Linked DNA regions of Homo sapiens: region 2 is linked to region 1. A link is a loop called in an ENCODE intact Hi-C map of the cell type or tissue named here. Cell type or tissue: prostate gland. All regions are shown on one strand. Links, peaks and the distances in the headings refer to the core of each region. The heading gives the core; the rest is flanking DNA. Region 1 overlaps MAPK4 (mitogen-activated protein kinase 4). Region 2 overlaps MAPK4 (mitogen-activated protein kinase 4).

The links. Hi-C counts contacts between places; a loop is a spot of excess contacts. Peaks named below come from ENCODE experiments on the same cell type or tissue, not always from the same donor. Only the 100,000 strongest peaks of a DNase experiment are listed, where the experiment ranks them.
Region 2: a loop joins it to region 1, with 2.4 times the contacts of the local background. A loop is called at or near these places in 3 of 110 quality-filtered maps.

Annotation. Positions count from the first base shown.
Region 1 is chr18:50,699,957-50,716,467 of GRCh38, reverse strand. It overlaps MAPK4 (mitogen-activated protein kinase 4), which reads right to left. Exons shown (of 6, transcript NM_002747.4): 3 at 1,245-1,389. LOC124904302 (a long non-coding RNA gene) reads right to left here and starts at 12,025. Exons shown (of 2, transcript XR_007066369.1): 1 at 11,615-12,025; 2 at 10,329-11,508. In prostate gland, for the core only: no CTCF peak of the experiment used is centred there; a DNase peak (open chromatin) is centred at 8,417.
Region 2 is chr18:50,648,990-50,665,500 of GRCh38, reverse strand. MAPK4 (mitogen-activated protein kinase 4) reads right to left here. Exons shown (of 6, transcript NM_002747.4): 2 at 997-2,412. The coding sequence starts at 1,542. Among named protein-coding and RNA genes, the nearest start is that of MAPK4, 97 kb to the right of the region's middle. In prostate gland, for the core only: no CTCF peak of the experiment used is centred there; no DNase peak of the experiment used is centred there.

The DNA of each region.
Region 1 (16,511 bases), core at 7,358-9,857:
AGTGACAGCAGCATTTAGGGCTGAGTGTGGAAACTTGGGAAGGGCTGAGGGACATAGTGCAGAGGAAGTAGAGCTCATGGTGGGTGAGAAGCAACTGAGGGGGGATTGCCAGAGAGGGAGGAGGAGACCCAGGGAAGAGGGTTTCAAGAAGGAGGTGACAGTCGTCGCTGACTACTGCTACAGAATGAGGCTGAAATGGGTTCCCTGGATTAAGAACACGGCAGTTTGGGTGGGAACAGCTTCAGACAGATGGAGGGGGCGTGAACCATGCTGCAGAGTGAGGAGAGAATGGAAGAGAGGGAGTGAAGAGAGCAAGTGCTCTTCCTAGCAAAGAGGGAGAGTGCGAGAATGAGTATGAAGTGCAATGGGAGAGCCAAGAAGGATGACTCATGCCCTGGGGAATTAGGAGAGACGTCATGGAGGACAAGACATAAGCTGGGTTTTGAAGGTTCACTAGGAGTTTTCTAAGCAGAGAAGGAGGTCTTTGTGCCAAAGTGAACAAAAAATGATGATAGATTAGGAAAACAGTGGGTCACTTGGTGTGGCCGAAGGACAGGGAACAGTGGCAGGGAGGGAGGAGGAAGGGGCTAAAAATGTAGGGTGGGTGTGTTTGCAGCCATCAGTCTCAAGATGTTTGAGTAGAAGTGTGTCTAAGTCCATTCAGGCTGCCATAACAAAGTACCATAGCCTAGGTGGCATATAAACAACAAACATTTATTTCTCACAGTTATAGAGGCTAGAAAATCCAATATTAAGGAGCTGGCAGATTTGGTGTCTGGTGAGAGGCCCATACTTCATAGATGATGCCATCTCAGTGTGTCCTTACACAGTGGAAGTGGCAAACAAGCTCCCTCCAGCCTCATTTACAAGGGCACTAATCCCATTCATGAGGGCTCCATCCTCATGACCTAATCACCTTCCAAAGGCTCCACCTCCTAATAGCATCACCTTGGGGGTTAGGATTTCAACCTTTGAATGTTAGGGGAACACAAGCATTTAGGTCATAGCAAAGTAGTTACTTGATTGCAAAAACTTCTGTGCTCAAAAGGCTACTATTTTTTTAGCCTCTCCAGTATTTTTGCCTGACAATATAATAAGGTGCCTCCAAATAGTGTCATAAAAGCCACAGAAGTAATTTCAGCAAAAGATGAGCATGTTTTGTGATTGTAAGTGTTTTGCACTCAGTTCCCCTTTCTATGGAACGACGCCAGATGAGAAGGAAGGTGGCATAGTTAGCAACTCACCAGCAAAGAGCATTCTCCCCGTAAGCATCTCAGCCAGGATGCAGCCGGCGGCCCACATGTCGATGGCTTTGGTGTAGTTATTGGGGGAAAGGAGCAGTCGTGGGGAACGGTACCACTTTGTTACCAACCCTTCTGACAGATAACCCTGAAAGACAAAATTTCTGGTTCCACTGATCAGTCATTTTTGGATACCCTTCCTCCCACGCCTCTTCCAGTTTCCCCTCCCATGAAACAGACCTCTTTCAGGGTCCCTTTCATTCTTGCCCCTTTCCCATTGATCTTGAAGGAGCATGAGTGAACAGACGTCTGGTTAGAGGGGCTGGGCCTGGTTTGTGGGGTTGAAATGCTTTGGTGAGAGAATCTTACGAGATCCGAGGGTTCTCCTTTATAGAAAGGAATTCAGGTTATTAATATTTTAGAAGAAATGATTTCCCACCCCACCTTGATGTAACTCTGCCCTTGTCTAGTAAGAAGATGGAGAAACAGGAGCCCTGCTCAAGTTCATTACTGCTAGCAACAGAGTAACCATGAGACTCTGGCGTTTTCTGTATCCAGTGGATGAATCTCAGAATTAGCCATATGCTTGAACTCAAGCTGGTTGCTTTGACACTGAAGATCAGAATTAATGCTGCCACAAAGCCAGGCACCAGGCTCTTGCTGAGAACAGATAAGACCATCTTCATAATGGATGCAGGAAAATGCTATGTGGAAGCAGTCCTGAACAACAAAGTGGACACAGCTTTCGTTGGTCCATGAGATTCTCGGAGTCTGACTGTGTCTTTCTGGGGGATAAATGTTCTAGCTGATTTTGCCCATGGCTCAGTGATTTGTGGTCTGAGATGGACTCCCTCCTTATGGTATATAGCGAGGACATATACCCATATATGATTTAGGAAAATATACCCAGGGAATTTAGAAATTGTTTTCTACATAATTCAGAAAACTGGGCCAAGAGTGACATCTGGGAAATGTCCATTTGAATTCCCTAGAACAGTCTTTCTAATGTAAGAAAAAAAATGTATAGATCCATTGGGGGTCAAGGTGAGACAGTTAGGACCAAGGAGATCCAATGGGAGATTCCAGGGATGGTCTTTTACTTCGCAGTTTAGCATTCACACTTTCCTTTCTACTGATGCAGAAGTATCACAGTCTCAGGTTAAAGCAGATGAAAAGTTAAGAAGGCCAGGACCCAGGAGCTTTTGACCTATTAATCTGAAATCCCTTAATTTGTTCAGCAAAGATTTATTAAATGTCTAAAACCTTTGGAAAGGACAGCAGTTTCCTCCCCTCTGTGGCACATATTTCCTCCGAGTAGAGCCTCAAACTGGTAGAAGGAAGGAGGAAAAGCAGAAGACACCCTTCAGCTGGAAATCATAGAGCATCCCATACGCTGGCCTCAATACTCTCACCAAAATGAACTCCTTAAAATTTGTAGAATGTGCCCTCTTCTTCTGTCCTTTGTGCATTTGACAGTGTACATTCCATGAGGGATATCCCCGTACTCATGGTGCTACCGGCTGACACGCTCAGGCCAGCTTCCTCTCAGAAGTTTCCTTGTTTTGTTGCTGTTTCTTTACTTCTCTGCATCCCCACCCCTCCAAGGACCACTAGACTGTGCGCCCCTCATGGGCAGCAGCTGTGTCTTGTTATGCAGCTACTGCGCATAGCCCAGCCCCATGCCTCCTAAGAAGTGTTCAGTAAACACTGCTGAACTGTTGAATGAATGAATGAAAAGGAAACATCTCATATGGTCTGAACCTCCTCCCAAATTTAGGCACCTTCTGCAGGGACCACTGATCCTCTTCTTTTATACACTTGACTACAAGGTGGTCCAGGTTCCACTTTCCAAGGTGGGTGTGGAGTTTATATAAGTTGATAGCCACTTATGCCTTATCTTGTTCCAACAAAGGATGGGCCAATGTCATTTTTATAAGAGTTTAATTGCTTTAAAAGTCAAGTTTATTGAAGTATAATTTACATAGGGTAAAATTCACCAGTTCTGTGAGTTTTGACAAAAGCATAGTCATGTCACCACCATCACAATCAAGATACGTAACAATTCCATCATCTCAAACAATTTATTCATGCCCTCTTTTGGTCACCCCTAGTCCCAGCCCCTAGCAACTGCTCTTTTCTGTCTCTCTAATTTTACCTTCTGTATAAATGGAATGACAGTATGTAGCCTTTTGAGTCTGAATTCCTTCACTTAGCACAATGCATCTGAGACTCATCCATGGTGTGTGTACAGTAGGCTGTTAGGAATTTAAGTTCGATTCTAAAAGTTACAGGAACAAGCCAAATACTGTCTGTAGAAGTTCATTTTTAGGTGGGTGGGTTCTAAAAAAATAGTCTGGTTTTATTTTCAGTCAGAGGGTGAGATTGTCAGGGAAAAGACTAAAGCAAGAGTACCCAGAGGGGAGGTAGCTTCAGGGGAGTTTTCTCTGATATGTAAATGCACAGTCTTTTATGAAACAGAATGGTCTGGAATTGACATCTGCCTCTCCTCAGAGTCTAGGGTTAAAGAACAGTGGGGACAGGGGGCTTTCTTCTGAAACACTTGCTCTGAAAGTAAAAGAAAGATGTTGACATGGGTAAGGCTGCCCTTGGGCCAGAATTACAGACCAGGTCATGATAGGAGCTAAGAAAGTTGCTTTCCAGCTCTTCCTTTTTTTTTTTTTAATGAAAAACAAGAGCCTGCTGAATTTTTAACTACTAGCTATCTTCCTATGGTTACTTGTTCTTCACACTCTTTAAAAAAACATAAAGTGGATTTTTTGTTTGTTTTTGTTTTCTTTGAGACAGGTTCTCGCATTCTGTCGCCCAGGCTGACATGCAGTGGCGCAACAGTGGCTCACTACAACCTCTGCCTCCCAGGCTCACGGGACCCTCCCACCTCAGCCTCCCAAGGAGCTGGGACCACAGGCGCACACCAACACACCCAGTTAATTTTTGTATGTTTTGTAGAGATGGGGTTTCGTCATGTTGCCCAAGCTAGTCTCAAACTCCTGAGCTCACGCAGTCTGCCTACCTCGGCCTTTCGAAGTGCTGGGATTACAGGCATGAGCCACTGTGCCCGACACTTAAAGGGGATTTGTTGATATGTTTCAGAAGCCACAAGGCTGAGAAGAATTTGGGAAGGTGCAGTGTCTTCTGCCAAGCTGGTGCAAGAGAAGCCCCAGGAAGGGGAGATGGGAATATATGGGAAGCTCCATTCCCAGGTCTGGGGGCAGACACAGTGGACCAGGGCCCTGCTGTCAGCTGAGCTGAGCCCTGGGTGTCCGAATGGGAGAGGCTCTGGGGCCCACAACATGGTACTGGTGATCAGAATTCAAGAGAGGAGTTGCAGTCGAGTGGATGGGGTGAAATTCAGGATAATTTTCTACAAAAAAAAAAAAAAAACTTTAAAGAATACCCAGAAGTCGAGACCCAATTTTATTAAAAGAGCTCATAAATCAATAAGTATATTGGCTCAAAAAAAATCTCCAAATAGCCCTCTGCCCAAGCCTGCAGGGTGAGGATAGTTTCAGCTTCTTTTGGATGTAGAGAGGAACATGTCTCTGTGATCAGACCTGGTCTCCCCAGGCAGGGCATGCCCATGCACAGGGTGGCCAAGGAGGGAGTGAGCAGGACAGCAGGCACACTTGGCGCACAAGTGGGTGCGTCTGCACGCGGCTGTTGCAGGCCAGCTGGGGCCAGCCTCTTGTGTGAGGCTTTGTAACATCACTGCTCTGAGAAGACATGAAGTGCACACTCCCACAGTTCTCTGTGACCACCACTCAGAGCACAAGAAACAAGATGGGAGTGGCCCCTTCCTAATCGTCTATTTCCTCCTGCCACCTTGTGCCCACTGGGAGGCAGATGAACATGGTTTCCTTTCTAGACCCTTTTAAGGGGCCTTGGGACTTTCGTCAGCTATTGCTCCCATCCACCCATTTTGCTGTCCCTTTAGAGTCACGCAGAGCCCATGGGAGGCTTTGACTTTAAAAGCTTCAGAGGTGTTTGGGAAATAATCTAGCAGCAGCTGCCCTGTGAGGAGCATAATTAGGGGCCCCTGAAGGATAGAGAGAAGGTATAATTAAAGCTCTGAGCATTCTCTTTGCAGAGGGAGCAGGGAAGCAGCCCTCGATCCCAGCTGCCTGCCAGGGAATTCAGAACAGCCTGGATCAAAGTCACTCCAGAAGGGTGGGCACTCCCAGCTGCTCCAGCAAGCCCGTGCTGGGTGGGCACCAGTTCTGATCTGGAGCCAAGTCTCCTGTGCCTGCCCTTGCTGTGCCCCCACTGCCTGATCTCTTGCGTGTGGGAGTTGGAAGGTTGGGGGAGAAGGCTCAATCCAATAAACTTTCTACTACACCCTTTAATGATAATGTGCCTACTAATCCCTTAGGGGTATGATGAATTTATTTATTTATTTATTTATTTATTTATTTATTTATTTATTTATTTAGAGACGGAGTCTCACTCTGTCACCCAGGCTGGCGTGCAGTGGCGCTATCTCTGCTCACTGCAAGCTCCGCCTCCCGGGTTCACGCCATTCTCCTGCCTCAGCCTCCTGAGTAGCCGGGACTGCAGGTGCCTGCCACCACGCCCGGCTAATTTTTTTTTGTATTTTTAGTAGAGATGGGATTTCACTGTGTTAGCCAGGATGGTCTCGATCTCCTGACCTCATGATCTGTCCACCTCGGCCTCCCAAAGTGCTGGGATTACAGGCGTGAGCCTCCGCGCCTGGCCTATTTATTTATTTGAGATAGGGTCTCGCTCTGTTGCCCAGGCTGGAGTGCAGTGGTGCCATCTTGGCTCTCTGCAACCTCCGCCTCCCGGATTCAAGCGATCCTCCCACCTCAGCCTCCCAAGTAGCTGAGACTACAGGCACACGCCACCACGCTTGGCTAATTTTTGTATTTTTTGTAGAGACAGAGTTTTGCCACGTTGCCCAGGCTGGTTTCGAACTCCTGAGCTCAAGCAATCCTCCCACCTCAGTCTTCCAAAGTGCTGGGATTACAGTCATGAGCCACCGTGCCTGGCCTGGTATGGTATGGTGAATTTAAATGAGATGACATTCTCCAAGAATAAAAGCCCAGTCAACTTTAGCTCTGGGGGATGAGGACAGGGTGGGAAGGGTTGCTTTTCCTTTCATGCTGAAGCAATGTTTAGGGCTGCCCCTGTTTCCAGGCTAGGATGATAAGAGACTCTGACAGCCTCGCCTTCCCAACCAGAAGTTTCTGCAATGTGTCCTGGGAGCCTAAGGTGTCTGTCCCTGTGTGAAGGATGGGAAAATGATTCAGATCATCCCTTGTCTTCAAAGAGCATTTCACATGGTTAGAGAGATGAAATGTTAATATGGAAAAAATGTAAGGACCAGGAAGTAATCATGGCCAACATTTCTGTGGGACTTACCCTGTGCCCAGCACTGTGTTAGTATTTTACATGAATTTGATGCAGGCCCTTCACAGACTAATAAAATGACTGGTTCAAGGTGCTGTAACTGGGAAGTGGTCAGGGGTGTCTGGCTCCTGCACTCATCACTTTCATACTGCCAGGCCTTCCCCCATCCCCAATGACATGCTTGTGAATTCACAAGCACTCCAAGAGATGTGCTTGTGAATGTGCAGACCACTCAGAGCTGCCGACTTGGAGTCCTCCAATCTCCATCTTGAATGAGCTCCCCAGGGGAGGCGAATGCCCCCTCCTAGTGCGGAAGGCGTTTCAGCGTAGGTTGCAGAAGGGCCATGTGTGTCTCTGCTTTTCTAATTAGCCTGGGCAGGCCTGCGCCCCTAGTGGGGCCCTTGCAAGTCTTACTAGCAGGTGGGCACTGGTGGAGCAAGGAGGCTGCAGGCTCTGTGCTCCCTCTCCACCCCATCACGCTTCCCCCAATTCCCCGGGCAGTCTGGAGAGCAGGGGATTAATGGACTCAGGAAGGCCTCAGGAAGGCCCCTGGCACTGCACTTCCTTGGAAGAAGAAAAACTTAGGGGAAAAGTGAGGCTGTGGCAGGGAGACTGTGATTCTTTCAGGGGACTGGGTTCCCAGGAGCCCTCCCGGTGGAGGAGCAGTGGAAATCAAAGGCCTGTCACACGAGAACCTGGCAATTTCAGTCTGGAGGACATGGAAGGGGTGGGCGTGAGAGCTGCCTGTAGACATTTGCAAGGCTGTCATGTAGAAGAGGAGCTAAGCTTGTTCTCTGAGGCTCTGGGGACAGCCGAGAGCCAATGTGTGAGACAGAAATCTATGCAACATGATAATACCAGCTAACATTTATTGAGCTCCTCAGACAGTTTTATCTGCTTTATATGGATTAACTCATTTCATCCTCACAGCAATCCCATGAGGTAGGGACTCTCATCATAGTTATTTTACAGGGAGGAAACTGAGGCACAGAGAGTGTAAGCAGCCTGTCCATACTCACACAGCCTATAAGTGGCACAGCTGGAATTCAACCCCAGGCTGTGCAGATGTAGCTCCTTTGACCTGAATAGAGGGCTCCACTGCCTCGCACATAAGAGAGACTTCTAAGGCTGCCAGGGCTTTCTGTGGGGGCCTGGGCTGTCTAGACAAGCAGAGGGTCCAAGCACAGAACAGACAGTCTCGTGGAGAGATGTGCCAAAACCGTCTTCCTGGTGGAGACCCTAAAGCTTGGCTTCTCAAACTTTGGGGTGCTCTCAGATCCCTTGAGGACCTCGACTGGTTAAGCGCAGATTCCATTTCTCAGTCTAAACAAGGTGATGCTGATGTTGCGGTTCAGATGACCACACTTGGACCAGCAAGTTCCTAGATGGTCTTTATGATACTGGCCTGCCCTAAGAAATTATGATTTGCTTTACTTACAGGCCAGGCAGATTTCTCAAACCGAGCAGCAGACTGACCTATAATAGGGGTTAATTCTTTGAGTTACAGACACTCATCAAAAGATCATTTAGAAGAACAACATCCTCCCAGAGGTCCCGCTGAAGCAGACATATACAGCCTCTCTTCTGTAGTCATCTCCCTCTGAAGGCATAATTCTTATTTGTGCCAATGTACATATGAGGCACGTGAGAAACCTTTTTTAAAAAGGAATAATACCACAGCCAAATAGCAAACTCATTCCATTAAACTTATTTGCAGGAAAGCATGCAGCAGGGACTCTCTCAAATTGAGGGAGGGAACACATCACAAAGCCTGGCTCACATCGCAATCACTGGGAAATCATCTGGCACGTTCTATTACGCAGCTAAAGTAAACATGGGTGAAGAAATCGTTTGGCTAAATCAGCTGCACTGAATTTTCATAAACTTCTAAGATGCCCTAAATGCTGATCTGCTGATCCCCTTTCAGGGCTGCCCCTTCTCCACTCCACCCTCTGGGGGATCCTGGACAGATCCTGAAATTCACCATCTCTTCCCAGGTTTCCATGGAAATCAACCAAAAGCTCATATAAATTCCCATAGGCCTGCAGGCCCTTGTTGGACACTCCAGGCCCTGTGTGGTCACTTTCTTTGACTTTAAAAAAATTATAATAAAATTGCCATAAAAAATTTAATTGTAATAAAATACACATACCATAAAGTTCACCATTTTAACTGTTAAGCATACGGTTCAGTGGCATTAAGTATATTCACAATGCTGTACAACCATCGCCACCATCCATCTCCAGAACTTTTTTTTTTTTTTTTTTTTTTTGAGACAGAGGCTCACTCTGTCACCAGGCTGGAGTGCAGTGGCACGATCATGACTCACTGCAGTCTCCCAGTAAGACTTGCAAGCGATCCTCGGGCTTTAACCCCCCAGAGTGACTGGGACTACAGGTGCGGGCCACCATGCCTTGCTAATTTTTGTATTTTTTGTAGAGATGGGGTTTTGCCATTTTGCCGAGGCTGCTCTTGAACTCCTGAGCTCAAGTGATCCACCTGCCTCCTCAGCCTCCCAAAGTGCTGGGATTACAGGCATGAGCCACTGTACCCAGCCAAGAACTCTTTTCATCTTGCAAAACTGAAAGTCTGTCCCCCTTAAACAATGACTCCCCATTGTTCTTGCCCCCTGCCTCTGGCAACCACCATGCTCCTTTCTATCTGTATGGGTTTGATGGCTCTAGGGACCTCACAGAAGCAGAATCATACAGGCTTTGTCCTTTTGCATCTGGCTTATTTCATTTAGCGTAATGTACTTCTCCTTACTTTTAAACAGCAGGAAAGTGGGAGCAATGGAGTTGGGCTTCTTTTTAAAAAGCACTTCGGTGAAATGTGGTTGTCTTCTAATTCAGCTAGAGCTCACCGTCTGATAAAAGCTTTGGACATTATCCTCATGGGGTCCAAATCAAGAACTCTGAATCCTATTACAGTTCAAAGACAGGATAACATGTTCTGTTTGTTCAGTGATGTACCAGGACTGGCAGCTCCATTACCACCATCCTCACCAGGACCAGTGGCTGGGCTGGGTAGAGAGGTGGGTGGAGGGATGATTTGGTTGGGCTGCTTCTGCCTCAGTTTCCTTATCTGATTTTGCTGCTGGAGGGGCTACAAGTTCTCCTCTGTGGGGCATTAGCATCCTGGGGTGCTGCATGACAATGGACAGCAATCTTTAAGTGAGAAGCCCTGCTAGGCCAAAGTGATTAATTTTTAATAGGCCAGTCCTTGTGCAAATGGCTTCTTTTAGTAAGATGCATTAACTGTCAAGCCACAAATAGACATCTGTCACGCTGGCTTTCAAGGGGAAATCTGGTGGCACTCTAGAGCACGGGCTCTCAGACCTGCTACAGGCTGGAAGCACCTAGGGAACTTAAAAAAAAAAAAAAACTGACGTTCAGGACTCCTGCTGTGCCAATCACATCAGAATCTGTGGGGGCGGAGGCGGGGGGGTGGGAACCAGGCATCAGTGATTTTTTTACAGCTCCCCAGGTGACTCCAAGGTGTAGCTGTATTTGAGAACCAGCATCTCTAGAGGTCTTGAGTTCACCTGCTTTGGAAAGGTAAGTAGTATTTTCATGGTTCCTGGATGAGTACAGGTTTCTATTTCTACCTCCCCTCAGGATAAGATAAATCCTTGAGTAGCCGCAGAGGTTTTCCCCAGATGGCTGAACCACAGGAAGTAAAAATTTACTGAAAAATCACTGATCATAATAATAGCTATCGTTTATTGAGAAATTATGATGTGCCAGGCACCGTGCCAAGTACTGCTTTATTAATAGTGCATTTAATTATCAAAATGACCCTGTGAAACAGGTAGAGAGATGGGGCTAACTTGAGCAAGATCAAATTAACTAATAATTGGCAGAGCTGAGATCTGATCCCAGCAGTGAGCAAAACAAAGTCCCTGTAATCATGAGGTGCACACTTTGGATGGAAAGACAGCTGAACAAACAAATGGATGATATGTCTAGTGGAGATAAGTGCAAGGAATGGAAATAAAGCAGGGTAAGGAGATAGAGAGTGATGGGGTGGGTGGTCCAGAAAGGCCTCTCATGTAAGGGGACATTCGAGCAGAGACCAGAGTGAGTCAAGGGGCGAGCCACGTGGCCATGTGGTAGAAGACATGAGACGTTGGTCTCTGAGCCCCAGGCCTCCCCTTTCTGTCCCCGACCTCTTCCCCCGAGGAGGGTGGAAACTTTCTCCGCCCTCCTAGCAAACTTTTCTCTCAGCTCCCTTATTAACATCCAGGTACATAACTGAGAGCACATTAGGGAGGGGAGGGAATATTTGTTGACATCCACTCTGTACAAGGGATTTTGCCAGCAGTAGCTCAGCTCACCTCCTGAGAACCCTGTTGAAGGTATTTATTTTTCATTTTACATTTGGGGATATTACTGCAGGACCCTCCTCTCTGACTTAGCTGGCAAGGCTTTGTGTTCACACAGCCTCCTGGACCCCTTCATCTAACTTCATTAACTCTATAGCAGGGGAGGCAGCGAGGGCTCCTGAAGGCAAGAGCCAGTTGTTTTCCCTCTGTCTGCAGTGCACCTCTGTACAAGATAGGCGCTCACTTACAATCGGGTGAATGAATGGAGTAAAAACGTTGAGCTAAAGGAATGATTGATATGCCCATGAAATTCAGGAACTGACCACCAGTCAGGAGAAAATTAGCTCGAAGTTTCATTGCCATGTAGAAATCTCAGGACAAAGGTAGTGTCTGTGCTCAAGCCTAGCCCTCTGCCGTGTGGGGTATGGGTCCGGTTTTCTATTGAACATGCTATTCATGCTACCGTGTGGAAGCCGGACCCCTCAGGCTGCTAATCTTGCCTGGGACCAACCTGGAGGTCAGACTCAGAGCTTTATTTCACCTCTCTACACCTCCACCCTCAAAAAGAAAGAAAGAAAATGTGAGTCCAAAAGCACTTTTGAGGAGTGGGTAATAATAACAGCCACCTGCCAGGTGCTGACCATGTGCTTGGGGTGCTCCTCACCCTCTGTTTCCTTCCATTTGGTCATCATGATGCTCTCCCAGGATGGCTGCTGTCATTGTCCCTGCTCCACAGAAGAGGATGCAGAGGCAGGGAGGGTAACGACACAACATAGTCCAACATCACAGAGTCCTCCATTAGGCCTCCAGGCCCCAAAGTTCCCTCCGATTCCAGCCTCTTCACAGCTGCTCCCACCCCACAGGACTGGAACTCTCCCCAGTTTGACTTGCAGAGAACGCTCAGAAGAACAAAAGGAACTTCCCTGACTTCTCCCTTCTCAGAAGGCTCTGGAATGTGACCCACAATGCTTGTGATGCAATCAGTAGACTAGGAGAAATAAGAGAGAGACACACATGATTGTCTTGCTTTTTTTTTGGAGACAGGGTCTCACTTTGTCACCCAGGCTAAAGTGCAGTGGCTTGACCTTCTGGGTTCAAGTGATCCTCCTGCCTCCCAAGTAGTTGGGACTACAGGCATGCACCACCACGCCTGGCTAATTTTTGTGTTTTCTGTAGAGACAGGGTTTCACCATGTTGGCCAGTTGGTCTCGAACTCCTGAGCTCAAGCATTGCACCCGCCTCAGCCTCCCAAAGTGCTAGGATTACAGGCATAAGACACCGTGTCTGGCCTTTCTTTTTTCTACTGATGCGGGATGAGGTAGAACTTAGATGGGTCTGGAGGGCGTGACAGATTTTGGAGTCTCCAGGTAGACTCATTATACAGATGGCGTGGGAGGGAATGGAATGGGCCCTAGAGAGCTTACCTGAAGTTTTAAAAGTCTCTCTGTCACAAGGTCTGCCTGGAAAGGGCAGGTGTGGGGAAGGAGGAGGCTCCTGGTGGTCCAGCCTAAATGTAGGCAGGAAGTAGCTCCCTGTGGAACACTGGGGATGCCCTGCTCCTCCTGAACTTGACCACCTGCCTGTCTGGGTGCAGGAGTCTCACCTACAGACTTGCTGTTTTTAGTTAAGATAGTAAGGTAGTGTTTCCTGAAATGAATTCATATTCCAAAGATGTTAATAGCTAGCAGGGGAGATAGGATGTGTGCCCAAACACCCTTGGGACAGGCTGGCAACAACCAGTGAAGCTTATTTATAAAGTCTCAGAATCTTCTAGATGGGGATTTAGTATGTAGTGCTTGTCAAACCTCTTTGACCACTTATCCACTTTTTTCTAAGTGCATCATGGGGACCAGTCTTTCTCAGGACAGGCTGTGAGGAATGCTGGGTAAGGTCCCTGTCAACATATCAACTCGATACCTGGGAGAGGAAACATACTGACCTGTTAAGCCCACTGTCTTCTGTTAGCAAGACTAATATTATGGCGCCTGCTGAATGCTCTGTGTGAATGGAGGCGCACTGCCTCCCCCACTTATCCTGAGAGCCCCTGAGTGCTGGGACCTCTTGGTGTGCCTGGTGCCTGCAGACAGAAGATGCTGAAGGCAGGTGGCTGCGTGTTATAAAAGCCATTAGAAATGCCAGCTACTTTCACTCCACAGAGGCTCTGGCCCCTTGGAAAAGCAGGGATGTTTTGGTTAGGAAAGGGAGGCTGGGCAAGGTGGAGAGTGCAGGTTACTGGAGGAAGGAGGTGCCTGCTGAATGAGTAGCACTGAGACCACTGCCCAGGCTGGCCAGGCAGGGAAGAAGTACAGGCAGTGGGGATGGAGAAGGGGAGTGAGCATGGGGAGGAGGGCAGCAGAAAGGTCTTGAGATCAATTTGAGAGGGGTCTCCAGAGTTGCTTCTGTTAGGGTCCAAATCCAACTCTTGGCTCAGTAACCCTGTCTGACCCTGACTTTGGGAAAGGTCTTTTTGGATCACACTATTCACAGGGAACCACATCTTTTCTGCAGAAACTCTTGTATTCTGGGAAAACCTGCAAGTTGCAGGCAGATACACCACTTTTGAAGTGCCCACATACTGGGAGGCAGCTCCCGGGTCACCTGTTCGAGAGAATTACAGTCTCATTTCAGATGCTCTTTTAACAGGCCTTTATAAAGTGTTTCCAGTAGGTCCGGCCCTGTTTGTGGTACTCTGAATCAGGGGACTGTCTTCAGGGAGCATACACTCCAGCTCTGGGCAGTAAGTATGCTGGTTCAACTGCAAAGACTATCATGAAACCAGGGCACAGTCAACACCAGATGAGGGCAGGAAGATGGGGCAGTCACTGTATGAAGAAGGAAACAGAAAAGGGGCCAGGGTGGATCTTGGTTTGGGGAGCCTCTTAAAAATACAAAATCATGAACACAAAATTAGATATGAAAATGAATATTTATGTTTAATCAGAAAAGGAACTGCAGCAAATTAAAAATTATAAAAAGCTGGCAAATACTACAAACACCACACCATTCATAAAAATAACATTTTTACTAATTAGCTGCTTGGCAAACTGCTGGCAGCAAATGTAAACATGCTGCATAATCTCTGATCTTCTCTTCTGTGACAATTTTGTAATATGCTTCTTTATTTTTTTAAGAGACAGGGTCTTGCTATGTTGCCTAGGCTAGATTCAAACTTCTGGGCTCAAGTGATCCTCCGACCTCAGGCTCCTGAGTAGCTGGGACTACAGGCATGCACCACCACGCCCAGCTTGAAAGATAACTCAGTCTTTGAAAGTTAGGTAGTTAAAAAGATAACTAAGTCTTTCTTCTAGTGTGGTTGATACTTTAGAATGGTTGATTTTTTTTTTTTTTTTTTTTTTGAGACAGAATCTCTCTCCATCACCCAGGCTGGAGTGCAGTGGTGTGATCTCAGCTCACTGCAACCTCCGCCTCCTGGGCTCAAGCGATCCTCCCACCTCAGCCTTTCTGGTAGCTGGGAACACAGGTGTGTACCACCATGCCCAGCTAATTTTTTCTGTTTTTAGTAGAGACAGGGTTTCACTATGTTGCCCAGGCTGGTCTCAAACTCCTGAGCTCAAGTGATTCGATCCACCTGCCTTGGCCTCCCAAAGCGTTGGGATTACAGGCATGAGCCACCATGCCCAGCCTTGTATGGCTGATATTTATAAGTTCTTTTACCTTATAAGTTTTCTGGATTATCAAATTTGGGAAATAATTCTATTTAGTGTTCTTTTGTACATGACCTATAAGATTTGGGGGGCGTTTCTAATTTTCTTATGTGGTGACTCAACTTCTATTCTCTTTGAATTAACGACACTCATTAACCAAGTTGTTGATGATGTCCTAGTTGCAGTCACATGTTATGAGTTGTAGGGTGGGCCGTGTTTGCATGAGGACCTCATGAGTTGATTCCGTGGGCCTTAGCAGGATTTCTAGAAGTTATTCCTACACCACAATGCTGGCAGTAACCTAACTGCACATACAGAAGTAACTGCAAACCACGTAAACATAGCCCACTAAAACTAAAAGCATCTCCACTGCAACCTCCCCTAAGTCAGCTCCCCCAAATGCCCAGCCAAGCAAGCGGCATCCAGCAGGAGGGAAAGTCTGAATGGCAATAGCCCATTTGCTAACAGATTGCTCTCAAAATAACTTGCTTTGTGAATATTACAAAAACACATGACCATGTGAACACAAGGTTAGGGTCCCTCCCAGGGCCTTGGTCAGGGTTGTGCAAAGGAGAGGCCTTGGGGTTAAGTTTCATGGACTCCACGGTAAATCTGGCCCTGACCAGAGTAAGCTGGGCAAAAGAAGAGGATAATGGCCAAGGAGGATGGGGGTGGGGGTGGGGGTGTCTTGTTAGAATTTAAGCTTGGAAAGCAGAAACATATTCTAGGAACCTTCTTTGAAGTAATCTAATCCATGGTAGGGCCCATGTTCTAATAGGCGGAGGAAAATCATCTCGAGGGCTGGAGAGTTTGCAAAGAGGTCCCTGGTATTCCTTAGAGGAGGGAACACGTGAAGGGCATGGCTGCAGGGGGAGCTGGTGTGGTTTTGAAAGGTGTTTCTGTCCTTCACCTAAACAAGCTGGTGAGAATTTCGGCCACCAGAAAAGGTTTGATTTCCTCCTCTGTCACCTTACTCTCTTAAATTCCTTTACCAAGGGCCAAAACCCACAGTTGCAACTTTGAGTGGAATAGCTAGAGAAGCAAATTCCCTGTCCCCCACCCCCAACTCCCGCCTAGAGAATCTGCAGGGATTTTCTCCTTCACACTTAGCAATGCACCCGAGAGGGTTTTGAAGAGCTGAGGAAGCAAAGAGAATGCAAATGTCCCAGACACTTGGAGGGAGGTGCGGCTCTGAGGAGGGGAAGAGGCACAGGAGGTGGGTATGGGCTCTGAAGATAAAGTCTGCCTGCTTCACAGTTTTCCACAACCCTGGTTGGTGGGTCCTGCCCACTCTCAGCAGATGGGCCCACAGAAGAGTGCTGATGTTTGCGTCACTATTAATCACACAGCGCTGCCAGTGAATTTGGTTTGCAAAACTGAAATATATGCAACAGTTGATGTGTGCACCTGTAGCTAATTCACTTTCACAGTTGTAGAGTATTCCAGTGTATTTATATGGAGAGTTTGTCAAGAGGGACTAGGTATTTTGTTGTTGTTGTTTGATTTACTTCTAACTGCCTGATACATCATAAAGAATTTGGCTGGTCTTTATTCTCAGTTCCTGGAGGAAGCTTCTAAACCCTTGGAATTTCCTGAGTGACAGGAGTGTCTGTTATTCATGGTGGGCTCCTGGAACCATATCTGACTTAATGCTAATGAGGCAACTCATGGTTGGTCCCTAGATGGCTTCAGGATGGGGATGACTGTGATTAGAAGGCTTGGGCTTTGAGCCACGTGGTATCAGCCCAACTTCCAGGGGGTGGAGAGGGGCTGGAGGTTGAGTTCAGTTAGGTGGCCAATGATTAAATCAATCATGCCTAGGTCATGAACCTAACTCCTACCCTCCCCAAAAAACTCTGGGCACTGAAGCTCAAGTGAGCTTCCCTGGTTGATGAT
Region 2 (16,511 bases), core at 6,545-9,044, 50 kb after region 1:
CTTGGATGATAACAGACTACTGTACACCTAATCCCAAGGAGATGTTTTATTCTAATAACATTTTTTGTAGCATCAAGGTTTGGGCAGCAGGCTGGAAGCCACAGCCAGCCCCCAGCTCTGTTGCAGGGTACATGGCAACATGCTCATGCTGAGGGGCTCAGAGGCACCCCTAAAGTGGCAGGAACCCGGGGCAGGGGAAGGAAGGGAATGTCAGAGGACTCCCAGCTTCTGAAGAGAGGAATGGATCAGGTAAGAGGAGGTCTGGGCCCTTGAGAACAACTCAGTGTGACATTTGTCTCCAGCAGAGTGGCCGGGTCAGCTCTGATCCCTGCAGTTGGTGGAGCATTTAGCACCCACCACGGGGAATCGCAATAGTACCGTCTGCCACCCATGGCTTTCACATCACACTGAGAAGCAAGAGCATCACGGGACCCAGGAGAACAGAGTCATTAGCTGGATAAGGTACAGTGAAGGATTAGCTCATCAGATCAACAATTTGTGCCTGCTGTCCACTGACTGAGAGAAATGGACACCGAATGGGTCAGCTTGGATGGGATGAGGGAGGTGAGACCAACCAGAGCATGAGGCTCACAGGGTGGGAAGCCTCAGGGTGTGTCCTGAGCACACAGGAAGGACATGGGATGGCTAAGTGGACAGCAGGGATAAGAAGATGCTAGAGGCAAATTCACCAACCACATAGTTTTCAAGCCATAGAATTTAGAGCTGGAAGAAATTTTGGAGATCGTCTAGTCCAGCTTCTGCAGGCACAGCTCAGGGTGATCAAAGCCACATAGCAGAGCCAAGACCAAGAACCAGATCTCCCTCCACGCCTCCAACAACTTTTCAGGCTAGTGATCTTCCTAGCACCCTCCAGCCTCCCCTAATTACTAACTCTAGTCCTCTGACTACCATGGAGCTAGGAATAGCTTGGGAATGCTGCAAGTATTCTTGGGGATTCTGTGGACCACCAGTATCCGCCATTCCAGCCAGACATACCTTGTGGGAGTAATGCTGATCAACGATCCTTGCCAACCCGAAATCCCCAATCTTGAGCACGAGGTCCTCTGTGCTGATGAAGATGTTGGCGGGCTTCAGGTCCCTGTGCAGCACGTTGGCGGAGTGGATGTACTTGAGCCCGCGGAGCAGCTGGTACATGAACAGCTTGGCATGCTCTTCTGCCAGCGTGCCCTGCTCCAGCAGGCGTGCCAGGTCGGTCTCCATGTACTCCTGGACGATGTACGCCACGCTGAACTTGAACAGCTCACCCTGCAGGTCAGTGCCCTTGGGACCGAGCACCTCGTACACTTTGACGATGTTGTCGTGGTCCAGGCGCCGAATGATCTTGATCTCTCGGAGCGCGTGCTTCATGCTGCGGGCATCGCTCAGGGCAATCTTCTTCACAGCGACCTTCCGGCAGGCCCGGCTGTCCACGGCCGACAGCACCAAACCATTGACACCGAAGCCCAGGGGTTGGAAGTCAACAAAGCGCCCACCGAGGTCATACCCATAGACACTGGCGATGCAGTCACCCTTCTCAGCCATTGTGGGCTCAGTGATCTGGAGCTGCCCAGGTAACACAGGGGCAGTCAGGAAAGGCCAAGTCTCGGCTAGCGGCCTCCCTCGCGCACCTCATTCTGTCAAGTCCCACGGCTGAGGGATGTGTTTTCTCCTAGTGAGGTCACTGCCACCAGCTCTCTGGAGACGAGAATGGCATATGGTCATGCTCGCTGAGCTGTGCTAGTTGGGGGCGCAGGCTGTCGTCTTAACCTGCATTGGGAGGGCTGTCTACTAATTCCTGTGTTTCCTGAACCCTTCTTAAAGCTTAGAATGGCTCATATTTCTTTTAAAGCTGGCATCTTGGAAAGAAAACCCAGTATCATTATCTATGGAATGTCAAGTTTTCTACCATAGTGGACTGCAAAGTAAAAGATGCAGAAACTCTCCCCTTTGAATACTTTGTTACAAGAGGCTCTTTCTGGCTGAAATGCAAGAGTTGTTTGCTGAGCTGAGCTCCTTAAGATGCTCCAAAGCTCAGCTGTGTCACAGCCTCTTTCTGTGTTCCAAGCAGTATGCAGGGATCCCATCAATGAATTCTGGAGGCATCCAGGGGCTTCTTTCTACCTCTCCTGTTTCTACCAGCTCACCTTAGATTCCAAAACCTGAGCCAGTCTGGTAAGCACTGGTGAAAAAAGCTGGAGAAACACAAGCACCTTTCATGAGCTCTACACCAAGTTACGCCTGAGGTTCCAAATGCAGGGGAGCTCAGCTGCCAGGCCAGGATCCTCTGGAGCCTTTGGATGTGGGCAGCATCCTCTTTCACCAGCTCATCCACGCCACCTCGCCCAAGACTGTATTCCACTGCACCAAGAGAGGCTGCAGGAATGTGGCATCTTTCAGACCAAGTCTCCTTCCCTGTCAAAGAAATAACGTTGGGTAAATTTCCACACTCCGGCTTCCAACACCTTCCCACTTGCGTCTTTTGTTAACCAGCCCAAGTGTTATTTGATCTGTCCAGCCAGCTGAAACACTGCTTGCTCAGGGGATTCCGGGGCTTTGCACTGCCCAGCCACCCTCCTGCTGTGCGTAGCACTCCCCTGGAAGAGACAGAAGATGGATTGATTTGATAAGACCATCAGATGCTGTGCCTCTTATGTCAGTGCCTGCTCCCCCAAGTTTAACATGTGCAAATTACGGTGGAGAATTATCCCTTCTGACCTTCGGAAAATTAATTTGTTTTATGCTCTCCAAACACACACATCAGCGCTAGCTAGGAAGGGTGAGAGTAGAAAGCAATGAGTTGCAGACAGAAAACAAAGGATCGATACTCGTGTTTTTGCACTTGGGTTCCTTTTCTTCCTTCTTTTACAAATGTCTTTGAACATTTTAAGAGGCTTTCACAGGGACTAAGATGTAATGACATTTGTATCTCTTGCTTTCCACGTAAGTTGAAGAAGCCCATGTACCAAATTACAAGGAAATAATGTTGCCACCTATAATAAAAGGACTCTCTTTGCCCAGAAACCAGGGTGCAGAGTTCCCAGTGCTATATCAAAACTGGCATGGTGAGCTGTATTCTTTTTGACAATGTGACCTCGCTCTTCAAAGCAATGGGTCAAATCTAAACTTCACTGTCCCTGCCCTCTGGTGGCTGTTGACTCAAATTACAGGTATAGGAACTAAGTGGGGAGGAAAAACCCTGCAAAACTAGACATGTAAATTCAGATCTCTGAAGTAAGGTAATATCATAGCGTCTAAGAGACTGGCAGGTTTTCTAAGTTCATAAAGACCACAGACACACAAAGAAAGAAGACTGTATCCAACACAAAGGCATGAACTTGGCAGACTGCTGCTTTATTCTCATATCGCAGGGCCTCCTATAGAGACACTTTGCTATCTGAACTTCGCACAACTCTGCAAAGATAAATGAAGCAAAAACGATAGTCAACTCAATGCTCTGAAATTAAGGGGGCAAATTAGGGGACACAGATGATCTGAAATAGTAAACAATCAGATCGCCTGTAAAGACTTCTAATGAAGGAAATTTGCCAAGGGTCTAGAACATAGTAATTGCTTAACAGATGTTACCTATTGTTGCTGTTTAGTTAAACATTCCCTTACATTTGAATAAGATGTACTCAAGATTCTGATAATTTGTCAGATCTTCGGTAATTCTGTTCTGCATGTTTTTACTGGGTCCAGGAACAAAACAACCATAGACTTACAGAATTTCAGATTGGGAAGAAATCTAAGAAAACAAGGCCCGTGGTCCTTATCTGGAGATGGTACTGCCCTCCTCACCTTATTTGACTGGGAGTCATTACTGGTATTTAATGGGTAGGGCCGGATTTGCTAACCATTCTACCGAGCATTCCCACCTCCATGCCCAAATGCCCAGAGCACATCCACTGACATCCACCCCTCCACCCCTGAATGCCAACAGCACTTCCACTGAGAAACATCGATTCTGATTCCAGTTCTAACTTTACAGGTGAGGATACCAAGGCTTGGAGAGCACCAGCTTAGTGCTTTCAGCATACATAGGGTCAATATCCATCTGATGAATGGATAAATGAATACCATTCACTCTGTTTGAGGATGCCCAGCCACTAAGAGACAGTGCTGGGAGCACCCAGTGAACCAGATTCTATGGCCTGTGCTAGCGAAGTTGGCCTGGATACCTAACTCAGGGGAATCAAAGAGCCTCCACAGCTCTCCATTCTCTCCCTCCTTGACTCCTGCTGCCCAAGTCATGTAATGGCAACTACACTGAAGCTTCTCTTTCTCCCCACAAGCCTGGTCTGACTCCCAAGGGCATAGCAAAAAGAGGCAATTGCATATCATTATTTTTTTTAGGAAGAGACATGCTTAAGCCTTCTTCCTTTCCAGCTTCTGCTGGGTTGTAAACAGAGAGAGGAATGAGCACCTAAGCAGAGGGGATGACATCACAAGCAAGCTGAATGCAGGATTTGCTTGAGATCAGCTGCAATGCAGATAATCAGCGAATAATTAAGAGGTGCTTTATTTATTTTTAAAACTCTTTCCCTCTCATGCATGGGAGGGACTGTATCCCGTGTGTGTGTCTCTTTTTCAGTGGTCTTCCCAATATGCTGTCAGCTTAGGGGCCAGGTACGATGTCAACGTGGCAAGCCTCAATTCCAGCCACTCCACCTTTCTTGTGGGCTGCTAAATAGACTCTTTGCTGCCTGGCTTTTTTGCTTGTATCTTCCCAGTTCCTGAAATATTCTCCTGCTTCCCCACCACCCCCATTTGTTGAAATCCTATCATTCAGAATCCAAAGTCTCACTTCTTTCCTAAAGCATCCATCCTGGTTCTCAATGACATGTCTCCCTTTTCTAAACTCCTGTGGCACTCATGTGTACGCTGTGTTTGGCATTTACCATACATTAGCCTGGGCTGTTATTTAACTTTTTGTACATGTCCATCTCCCAACTAGACTGTAAGCTTCACAAGTAGCTTACAGGGCACAAAGTAGAGCATAGAAAATATCCGTTGACTGGAAGGAGCTGAGTACCGTTCATTATGTCTACACAGTGGTGATGCCCACGTTTCCTAGGTGGTCACTGTCCCTTGTGATACTTGCCATGGAAATTGTTCAAAGGGCGCATCTCACAACAAGCCCTAACCATTCAGACCAACTAATATTTCTGAACTTCAATCCTCTTAGTAACATATTCTGCTTAGATGCTGCCTCTCTTAGAGTTTCAGTGCTCTAATCAGGCAGCCTCTTGTCTGACCATTTCTCTGTTCCCATTTGAGTTTATTATTATGCCTCTCTTCTCAAGCCTCTTCATTTTCTGTTTCTTTCTTTCCTGTTTCTTTACAGAGCAATTCTTTCCAATTCCTCTGTAATTTGCATTGTAAGCCCTTTGCCTTTCTCCCTAGGTGGGCTGATTACAAGGCATCCACCGCCTAAGAAGTCTAAGGTTAGTGGTCCATTTCTTGCATGATATGCTGAGAGGTGTGGGCCCACTGGCCCTGGGGAGGAGCAGACTGGCATCTGGATGTGTCCACCTGGGCAGGGGAGTGGTTATGGCAGCTCTTGGTGTGGTGCAGCTTCTCAGGGCAAAGCCCAACCATTCTCAGCTCAAAGGTGGTGGTTCAGAGCTGCTCCGAATCACAGGTGTGATTTCAAACCCAGGGAGGTGGCATTCACTGTCTGAGATGGAAAGGTCACTCGTTCAATCGTGCTTGAATGACACCCAGCAAGAGGAATGCATGGAACTCTCACAAGAGCAGCCAAGGTCCCCACGATTCCATGGCTGGGCATCGTAATAAAACACAGGAATAGAAAGTTCTACCCTCAGGACTCTGAACAATGGAGTTTCAGCTCTCAACTGCTTTCTCACTGACTCTCAGGTAACAGCTTAGTTGAGGCCAATTAATTATTCTCTCACTCATCCAGCCTTTTAACATGCGGAGGCAAACCAGAGATGAGATGGCGTGTGCCAACTGTCCCTTTCTGGGATTCCTGGGGCTTTGGTTTACAAATCAGCTTTGGAAAGTCTAAATTTAGACTTACCTCCCCATCTGCTCAGATCCTCCCGAACCTCATGCTTTCGACTTTCCACAGGAACTATCTCCCCAGCAAGGTGCTGACATTTCACAGACACTGCTTTCTTCCCCTCTCCTGAACACTCTGAAACTTACAGGAAGCCCTTCTCCCGAGGAGCCGCTATTTCCAGCTGAGCATGCTATGCACTGCACAGTTCTAGGTGGCACCATTCACATCGCAGTCAGTCTGACTCCAAGGCTCATGATCCTAATGAGTCACTGTGGTCTATGTGAATGGAGTCCTCTAGACCAGGCATTGGCAAACTTTTTCTATAACGAGCCAGATAACAAATATTTCCATGTTTGTAGGACATACAGCCTCTGTTGAAACCACTCAACACAACTTAATTCTGCCTTTATAGCACAAAAGCAGCCACAGACAATATACCTGAACAAATGAGCATGGCTGCATTTCAGTAAAACTTTATTTACAAAAATAGGTGCTGGGCCAGATTAGGCTTGTGGGCTGTAGTTCGTGGACCTCTGCTCTAGACTCCGTGGGAACATCCTCTAGCTCATTCACAAGCAGGTCCTGAAGTGTGTTGGGACCCGGCCCTTTTCTGGCTCCTCCTGCACTGCACTGTCTCCTTCCTCTTGGACTCAGTCTTCCTGTTGCCCCTCAAGGCGACACTATCCCAGGCCTGGCCTCCTAGGGAGCTACCTAGGAGGTGAGGCTTGGTTCAGCTCATATGCAAATTTGATGCCCTCAGGGCCCAGCTCTCCAAAAGCTACCTAATCTGGCCTAAAGTCCCTTCTAGTTCTGCAATTCTGTGGTATGGCTGATGTGCCTTGCTCCGCAACCCCACTTGCATCTTAACAGAAGCCTGCTGGAGAGATGGTAAAGAGGACATGATGAAGATGGTGGAACTGCATGTCCTGAGGGTTTACCAGAGGCCAACGGCTTCACCTGATTATTTCAGTTGGGTCTTACAACACCCCTGTGAGGTTGATATCGTCCTCCATGGAGCTCCAAGAGGGAAGTGATTTTCCCAGAGTCACCCTCTGGCAGGTGAAGAATCTGGGATGTCAACTCAGGTTGGTCCAAGTCCAACACTCACGCTCTAATCGCCATAGTATGATCTCAGCCCCAGCGAGTGACTCTTACCACAAACCATCTAGGCTCAGTGTGAGTTTTCAGGCCCAGTGAGGGAAAAATGTGGGGTAGGCACACCTTGTGGTATGTCTCAAATTAAAGCAAGAGGCAGCCACCTTTTCAGCCTTTGTTCAACCCAGTATGGAGGCCACAGTAAGCCCATTCTATGGAAAGAGAAACCAAGAAATAGAATGTTGAAATAATATTAAAAGTGGAGTAAAAAACCCTTGATTTTAAACAACCACACCCCCACCTTCCATCATGTTCTTGACCTTTAACTGTGAACCTCAGCCATGCTAGAGCCTGTGGCACAGGGACTGGGCATCCTTGGGACGAGCTGGCTGACTTGCAGGCATCCTGACTAGCACGGCCTGTAGCTGACACTGACTGTGGCCACCTACCCAGGAAACGTTCCTGCTTCCTCCTCACGAACAAACCAGGTCTGGTTCGGCCATCAGGCAGCTGAGCCTACCCAGGAATGACTCCCAGTGGGTCTAAACCAGGGTTTCTCAGCCTCAGCACTGTCAACATCTTGAGCCAAGTGATCCTTAGCAGTGGGACTATCCTGTGCACGGCTGAATGTTCAGCAGCATCCCTTGCCTCGGCCTCCTAGATGCCAGTCACACCCCCAAGCTGTGACATCTGAAAGTGTCTCCAAACACTGACAACTGTCACCTGTCGGGGAGGCACAAAATCACCTCTGGTTGAAAATCACTGGTCTCAATCAGCAGTTTTCAACAGGGTTGGTGTTGGCATTTGAGCTGGGTGCCTCGGACTCAAGGTCAAGCTGTTGGCCAGGGCTGCAGTCATCTCAAGGCTCAAATAGGGAGGAAGATCGGCTTCCAAGCTCACTCAGGTGATTACACAATGACTCCGGCCTCAGCTTCTGCAGTTCTCTCTGTTTTATGGGATTGTACCATATACTATTGCTGGAAGTTTAACAACTCTGATCCCAACCCACTAAATGCCAATAGCGCTCCCTGGTCCCTGGGTCAGACTCACATTTCCCGGAGTCCCAGGAGGTGATGTCATCTCCCAAACCCATCCCTGTTGAGGACCATGAATCTAAACCAACTGTGGTAATACAATTCCCTCTTGGCAGTGATTGCTTTAGGGGTGGTCATATGATCCTGTTCTGGTCAACAAGCCTAAGGGAAAGCCTGCTGGGGAGTCCTAAGGGAAAAGGTTTCCTTCCCAAGCAAGAAGAAATCCTACTTCCTGTTTGTGGATGCGGTTGTAGAGGAAGTGGTGTTGGTGCTGCAGCAGCTGTCTTGAGGCCACGTGGGGAGGTGGCAGAGGAGTGTGGGACCTTGCTGGCATCGCTGAGGAGCTGAGCCACGCCTGCAACTACCCACCTCCAGCTTTCTTGCCAAGAGAGACTGTTAAGCCCTACTGCTGTTTAAGACATTTTTGCTTTGGACTTTTACATTTTTTTTTACTTGAGGCTGAGATGATCTGACAGTAACTTGCTCAGCACACGGTTGGTCTAAATGGAAAGTGAGAAGAGGTAGGACACATGGCTTCTGACCTCAAGAAGCTTATATTCATATTGGGGGAGTGGAACTACAACAATAATTATGGAAACAATGCAGGAACATTCAGGGGCCAACTGTGTGATTCCTACTATAAGCGTAGCAGGAAGCAGGGTGAGTCCCATCAGTCAGAGAGGCTCTTGGAGGATGTGGAAGGCAGCTTCCCAGATGCCCCAGTGATCCTGGTTTTCAGGCCTTGTGTCATCCCCTCCCCTTAAGTGGGTGCTGGACTCACTGACTCATTTCTAAAGAATAGAATTTGGCAAAAAGAATGGGATGCCACTTCTGAGATCATGTTATAAAGAGCCTGTAGCTTCCATCTGAGGTAATCACTCTCTCCTGTTCGCTTTTGGGGAAGCTGCTGCTCCTTCTTGAGGCAGCCCTATGGGGGGATCCCTGTGAGTTCTCAGAAATGGACCTGCTGGCCACCGTGTGAGTGAGCTTGGAAGCAACCCTTCCCTGAGTTGAGCCCTGAGTGGACTACAGCCCCGCCAACAGCTTGATGGACATCCCAGGACACCTCGAGTCAGAGGCACCAACTAAACCATGCCCAGATTCTTGACTCTCAGGAGCTGCGTGGTAATAAATGTTGTTTTTAAGCCAATAAATGTTGGGACATTTGTTATACAGCGATAGCTAACTAATGGAGAGGAAGGACTTGGAGATCTGCAGTTCTTGACTTTCTAAAATAGAGAAGAGGCCTTGAAAAGCCCTCCTTGAGTCTGGGGTCCTGGGTCTCACCTGGCATGGATCTCATTAGATTCCAGAGTCAGATAGAATTCTGGGGAGGAGGGGAACCTTACCTGTCTGTTTTCACTGATGTAACCCAGGGTCCAGGGCAGTGTCTGGCATATAGAGAGGGATTCAATAAATAAATATCAGTGGACACAGGAATGGCTCCATGTTTGCAGTAAGATTTTGGTTATGACACAGTACAACCCACATGGAAAGATAAATTTAAAAAGCATCCCTGAGGCCCAGAAAAGAAAGTTTTTTAAATCCCTCCAGAGTGAGTAGGGGCTAAAAGCAGGGGTTCAAGGGAGGAGGCCACACAGGCCCCCAAAAGCATAATGACCAGAGGTGTTTCCTCACCGAGTTAAGAACTGCTGTGTAACTGCTGATCTTTACCATTGAGACTCAGCCGGGTCTCACTCTCAGCGGCGGCAGGGGGACCCCCAGGAATTAGGAGAAACAACTCTCCCTGGCTTTCCGGCTTTTGAAATTAAGCGCTGCTCCCTCCACCCCAGAGGAGTGCAGGCTGCAGTGGTTCGTGTGGAGTGACCTGTGCATGCTCAGGAACTCATTTTCCTTTGCAGAAACCCTGATATATGGGCAGATGGCTGCTCCTAATGGTGCCGCCCATGATGCCAACCTTGGGCTACAGTCCCTATGCCTGTTCCTCTCTCATGCCCAGCACCACTCCCAGCCCAGGACCTGGGATGACCCTTCACAAACACCAGCCAGCAGGACACCAACCGACCCGAGCCAAAAGCCCAGCTTAGTCTAAAATAAATACATCTCAAGCAGAGGAACCACTGACAGGCTCTGCTGCCCATGATGGGCCTCAGGTGAGCCTTCTCCCCCTGGGACGTGTGAGCCTGTGGTGACTGCAAACATCTTAAGGTCCCTGGGAGGCAGTGATGCCACCCACCCTGGGTTGTGTTTCCCTCAATACGGTTTTCTAAAGAACACGCCTGTGGGGACACTGCTGAGAAAGAAACAGGAGGGGACCCTGTTATCTTCACCTCCCTGAGGTGGGGTGGTTAGAGGAAAGAATTGAGGGAGGGAAGAGAAGTTTGCAGAAGGAACATCAGATGCTGGGTGGGGAGTTCCCTCCTCCCCAAAGAGCAAACTCCAGGAGCGTTCAGGCTTTGCTCTGTTTTCCTTTTGAAAATTACGTAACCAGCCAGGGAGAACAAAGCCTTCCCATGCCTCTCAGCGATACTAAAATAGCACGGAGAGAAATTCCGGCTGCCTCGTCGGAACTCCAGCACCACATCAGCAAAGCTGGGGAAGGGGAGCATCTGGGTCCCTGCGTGGGAAGTCTGGGAGCCGGTGGCCACGGGCATAGCACCAGCTGCACAAAGGCCCCTGCCCAGGCTGAAGGCTGAGTCCAGCTTCTGGTCCACAAGTGTGCCAGGGGGCATGTGTAGCAGGTGTGTAAATCCTTCTGATTTTAAACGACTCCTGCAACCTTTGACCCTTGTAGATTCAAGGGGAAACTTCTCTTTTTAAAGGAAGGAGATCTGAGATAGCAGAAGATGGTGGCCTCTTTCAAAATCTAAATCAGTGCAATTATGACTTCAGTGGCTAAATAAGGTGAGGCCCTATTTGGGGCTTGCTTTGTTTGGGCTGTGTTCTGAAGGGAAGTGATCCCAGCCGGATCTGAGCTTCTCAGAGGAGAGGCAGAGCCTGCATCTTTAATTCTCCCACACTGGCTTCAGTACTTATTGAATGGTGCCTGCAGGCCACTGTGCCTTCCCTGAATTGGGAGATAACTCTGTGAGCCCACATTTAATAAGCCATCATGGGAATGCAGAAAGTCCTCTGGCAGCTCAGTGTTCAGACCTGAGTTTTCCTGCCGAATTTTGGGACCCATAAATGGGACCACTTACTTTCTACCTGCAGGGTTAGCCCATGGCAGGGATGCTCAAAGATCCTTGGCTTGTAGCCACAGGAGTCCGTATTATCTTGCTTTCGACCAGCAATGGCAGATGTGTGCCGTATATACTACTTCACTCCATTTTGTGCCTATGGCAGACATTGATAATCAGTCATGACTCTCTCCTGATGAGCCAGGAGAATCAAAGTCCTTCTAAAACAGCACTCCTGAGAGCCTCTGCCAAGCATCTGGAGCTGGCACTCAGTCGGAGCCCATGTGCATCGGTGGCCTTGACTCTGACCTCACGCTCCCATTGCTAACGGGATCTTTCTTTGTCTCTGGCACCAATCCCTGCCTTGTTCCCCAGGCACACAGTCCAACTGCGCTAGCCTTTATTGAGGGCCTCCTAGGTGCTGGGCATAGTCATACACATTCAACAACGTTTAAGTTGAAGTTTCATTAGTTACACTGTGAGGTAGGCGGAACTATTCTCAGTAGATTAATCAACTCAGCACAGTGCGTGGTGCACAGTAGGTGCCCTGCAGGTGCCCATTCTCCTCCGCTTCCTTCCATTTTGCAGAGAGTTGAAATGACTTCCTCAAGATCACACCCTAGAAGGTAGAGCCTGGGTTCTAAACTAGGCGTGGTTCCAACACCAGTGAACTCTGTCATCTCCCATGGGGCTTCCTGTTACAGAGCACTCTTGAGCATCCTTGAGTGCTTGCTTCTGTTTTTCTAATTTTCCCAGTTTCTTGGAGAAGGATTTACCTTGCTTCCTTAACTCATCTTGGGAACTGACATCCTTTCTCACTGTCTCTAGCCTCTGATCTCCAGTCTCGCTGAACTCTACTCACCAGCCATAAAAGGTATCTTTCAGCTTATAGATAATGTCACATTTCCCTTACCTCTGGGCCTTCACACTTGCTGTTCCTTTTGTCAGGAAAACCTGTTCCTTTTGTTAGGGAAACTGCCCACCTTCTCTTCGCCTGGTTCTTTTTTTTTTTTATTTTTTGAGACTAAGGTCTTGCTCTGTCACCCAGGCTGGTGTGCAGTGGCTCGATCATAGCTCAGTGCAGCCTCAAACTCGTGGGCTTAAGAGATCCTCCTGCCTTAGCCTCCTGAGTAGCCAGGACTACAGGTGCATGCCACTGTGTCCAGCTAGGTTTTTCTTTTTTAAAACTTTTGTAGACATAGGTTTCATCATGTTACCCAGGCTGGTCTCGAACTCCTGGGCTCAAGCAATCTTCCTGCCTCAACCTCCCAAGGTACTGGGATTACAGGTGTAATCCATACCCAGCCACTAATTCTTATTCATCCTTTAGGTCTAAGTTTAAATGTCCCTTCCTCCAGGAAGCCTTCCCTGATGTCTCCTTTCCCTTCCCAGACTAGCTTATCTGTTCAGGCTGTGTCCCCCTCTTAGCCCTTTTATGTCACTTTTCTCTCTGTTTCAGTTTTAACTGCTGTGTTTGATGTTTGACTGGAAGTGCAGTGAGGGCAGGAACTCATCATGTGCATCGCTCTATTCTCAGCACCTAATTCCTAACCTACTGCATCAATATTAATATCTGAGCAGTGCAAATGCATTCTCAGAAGCTCCATACTCCAGACCATAGTTTACAAATTCAAATTTCTAATACTGACTTCTTTCTACCCACCGAGGGATACCAACCAGACATGAGAATTTCACAAGTCTTATCTGATTTAAATCCTAGATTCAGTCCCTTTAAATTTCATAGAGTTCTTGACTTCCTTCCACCCAGCCCAGCCTGCCTCTTACCCAGGTGCATCAGCTCTTTATCCAGCTGACACATAGGCATGGCTACCTCCTACTATTCCCGGGGAGGCTAATCATTTGCAGGGGTTTTGCTCAGAGGCAACAAGAAATCATTCCTAAAGCAGAAAAAAGTGATCCCTCTCCCAGCGATTGCATCTCCCTGTTTTCTGGTGAAGAAATCTATTTTGACAGGTCAGGTCAACAATCCCTGGACCATACGGGGCTGTCAGAGTCCAGGAAAGCCAGGGAGCCAGGAGGCCTGGATTCTGGTCCTGCCGCTGCCTGTGAGCACTCCAGCAAGAAGTCTCATCTCTGTGAGGTGGGAATAACAACACTGCCCACTTACTCATGAGAGAAGAACAATCGGGCTGGCAATACAGATGTGCTTCCAGAAATAAGTACAGTCATGACCACAACCCAATTATACCAAAGTGAACAGCACCCATCGCGAATTAAGTGGGCTGTAGGGGCTGGTAGTGTGACCCCTTCTCCTGCCTTGGGCAAGTCTCAACACACCTCCAATAGTAGGGTGGCCTTCACACGGGAAGAGGTGAAACCACTGCACATGTGTTTTGAGTTTCTTTTCTGTGAGAGTTGGGAATGGAGACTGGCGGGAGCATCAGGCTAAATTATTTCTATCTCCTCTTCCAGGACACACAAAGACATCCAGCCTGTGGTGTGGGGTATCAAGGAATGAATCTACAATGAATTGCCAACTGGCTAACCAAGTCCATTATGGTGACACCATTCCCTCGGTTCTAACTTCCTGACTGCCGCCATGTGTCCGCTGCCCTCCTCTGTGGGTGCCTCCTTCATGGAAAGATTATGAAACCCTGAGAGTCAGACCCACATGCCACAGAGATCACATGGTAGGGACATGAGTGCTGGAGAGGAAACGTGGTTGTACACTTGCTTTTGCACTTGGCTCCTTGTTCTAGCAGGAGAAATACCAGGGAGCGCATTGATCTCCTAGGAACAAGGAATGCCCTGCAGGCCCATAGCGCATTCCACACACCCACAACCCTCTTAGTCTTGATGGTCAGGGCCCGTGGGAGGCCACTGGATCACAGTACACATGGTGAGAGAGGGAGAGAACTGGTCAGCCTCCAGGTGAAGAGCTCCCTGGAGGGAGATGACAAGGCATGAGGCTCCACCGACTGGGTGCGGAGTGGACAAGAAAGCAATGGAGCTCATGGACCCAGGGAGATGGGCAGTGGGGAATCCACTGTAAGCTCTCAGATGAGACAAAGAACAAGAGCCTCAACGGGAACCCCAGTCTCCCCAGCAGCACCTGCGTTCCTTGCTGGTTTGATTTCATGCTGAAAAAGGTGACCATCCAGCCTTCAGGCATTAGTCAGTTCATACTAATTACAGCAGGAACCCAGGCAACTGAAATCCAGAAAGAGGAAAGGACTCTTCCAAGGTCACTCCTGTTTTTGGAGCAGGCCCAACCCATTTTGGCATTTCTTGGGCCTGGGGCTAACCTTACAGGGCATCCTACGTCAGGTGAGGAAGGGGAACCTGATCCAGCCAGCAAAGGCCCGTGCATGGCCAGGATTGGCCAACTGCAAAGAAACAGCTCCTCCTCCTCAAATAATTAAGTAATAACTTTCTATCAGGAAAGAAAGAGTCACATATCGACCATGTGGCAGCAGCTACCAGCATTCCAAATCAGAATCCTCTCCCTTCACTACAACAGAGCTGGAGCCAGGCTGCCCTCAGGAAGCGATGGCAGGAGGGGACTGAGAATTAGCCCTGTCCTGGTGAGGAAGTGCAGGGCTGGTGCCTAGTACAGCACTTGGCCTCCACTGGGGCCCAGCCAGTGTTTGCTGGGTGAGGAAAACATCAATTCATTCTAGTGTGAGATTGGAGAGCCAAGCCCCCTTAAGGCCAGCCACAAAAGATGCCTCTGTTCAGGTGTAACCAAGACAGTGAATAAATCACAGGAAAGTGGACAGTCTCATGCCCACATGCATCGGTGGGAAACAAAACACTCAGGATCCTGATGATATGAGCCAGGGTGCAGGCCCAGGCTAGGGGAGCAGGGACAAACAGGAGGAGCTAGGGAGAGGAAAAGAGGAGAGAGAAAGGGAGGGGGTAGTGGAAAGGGGGCAATGGGCAGAAGGATGTCAAGAGAGAAGACCTTACCTCCAGCCCCAGAGGCAGCTGCCTGCCTTCTTTTTGAGTTGCTTTGCCGTGATTAGCACTCAGGACACAGAGACGGAGTATTCTCACTGCCTGGGAGCCTTGGACATACACTTGATATAGTCCTCAATGCAGAAAATACTGCAACCTTGACAACAGCAGCAGCACATTAGCTTGACAAATGCAATCCTGCCAGTAGCCAAGATCTCTACAGTTCTTCCAGGCACTGGGAGTCCAGGACAGGAACTGGATTTAACCTGCACAGTGTAGTTATTTCACTGGGAACCCAGATCAGGGCTGGGGCCCCAGCCAACACACTTGGATATTTGGCCTGCAGCGGGCTGGATGGTGACGCACTAAAGCATTCCTTTGCCTCTACACACTCCAGATAAATGAACCTCAGGGTTTCATGAGTTCTCAAGAACCAGCAGAAACCAGGCTCTGTCTTCTTGCTATGACCCGGGGTCCTTATGTGCTGGGAACAAGAGGAAGTCAATGGGTTTGGGCAGGGGCTGCCTGGGGAAGATCTCAGCCACCCCGCAGGCTTATATAGAGTCCTACTTCCAAGCTACCCTTTGGGAGGAAGAGTACTTGATAGATATTGCCTTTAACCCAATGCATGGGCCAGAGCAACTTGGGGCTCAGAAAAGTACTTAAGGTGGTCAACTTATACGCATCATGCACAGAGCTTCCTTACGGAACACACACGAAGAGGTAAAGGCTGGACAGGGAGAGGTGGGGCTGGATCAGGTCAGCATAGGCGGGAGGGGCTGCCTCTCCTGTGTTGATCACTTCCCACCTGGAGGAAACCAAGTGAGGATGTTGTCATTGAGCGTGGCAGGAGGGGACAGAACCCTCACCTGTCCAGTGCAAACCTTCTGGGTGGAAGGCAGATTGCTTTTAGAACTAGGCCTTTTTATATTGCCAATGACAAAATCATTTTCTTTTTTCAAGGAGTGATGTCAATTGTTTTTCGTTCTGAATCAGTTTCAACTGCCTGAATTGCAAATTAGGATCCCAAGTGTGGGAGTGGGTAGACAGAGTCTGAGGACACCTCAAGGGGCCTAGCCTCAGAAAGCCTGAAGAGCAACTCAAGTGGGTCTCACACGGGACTGAGCCAAGGGCCCCTAGGGGATCAGATCACTGGGGTTGGGATGGAAGATTGGCACCCAGGGCCTACCCCCATCCCTAGGTTTAGTTTTATAAGGCAAGTGTTTCTCTCACATAAAACAAAAAGCAAAACAAATCGCCTTTGAGAGTGATCTCTTTTCACCCTGTGGATCATTTTGTCTT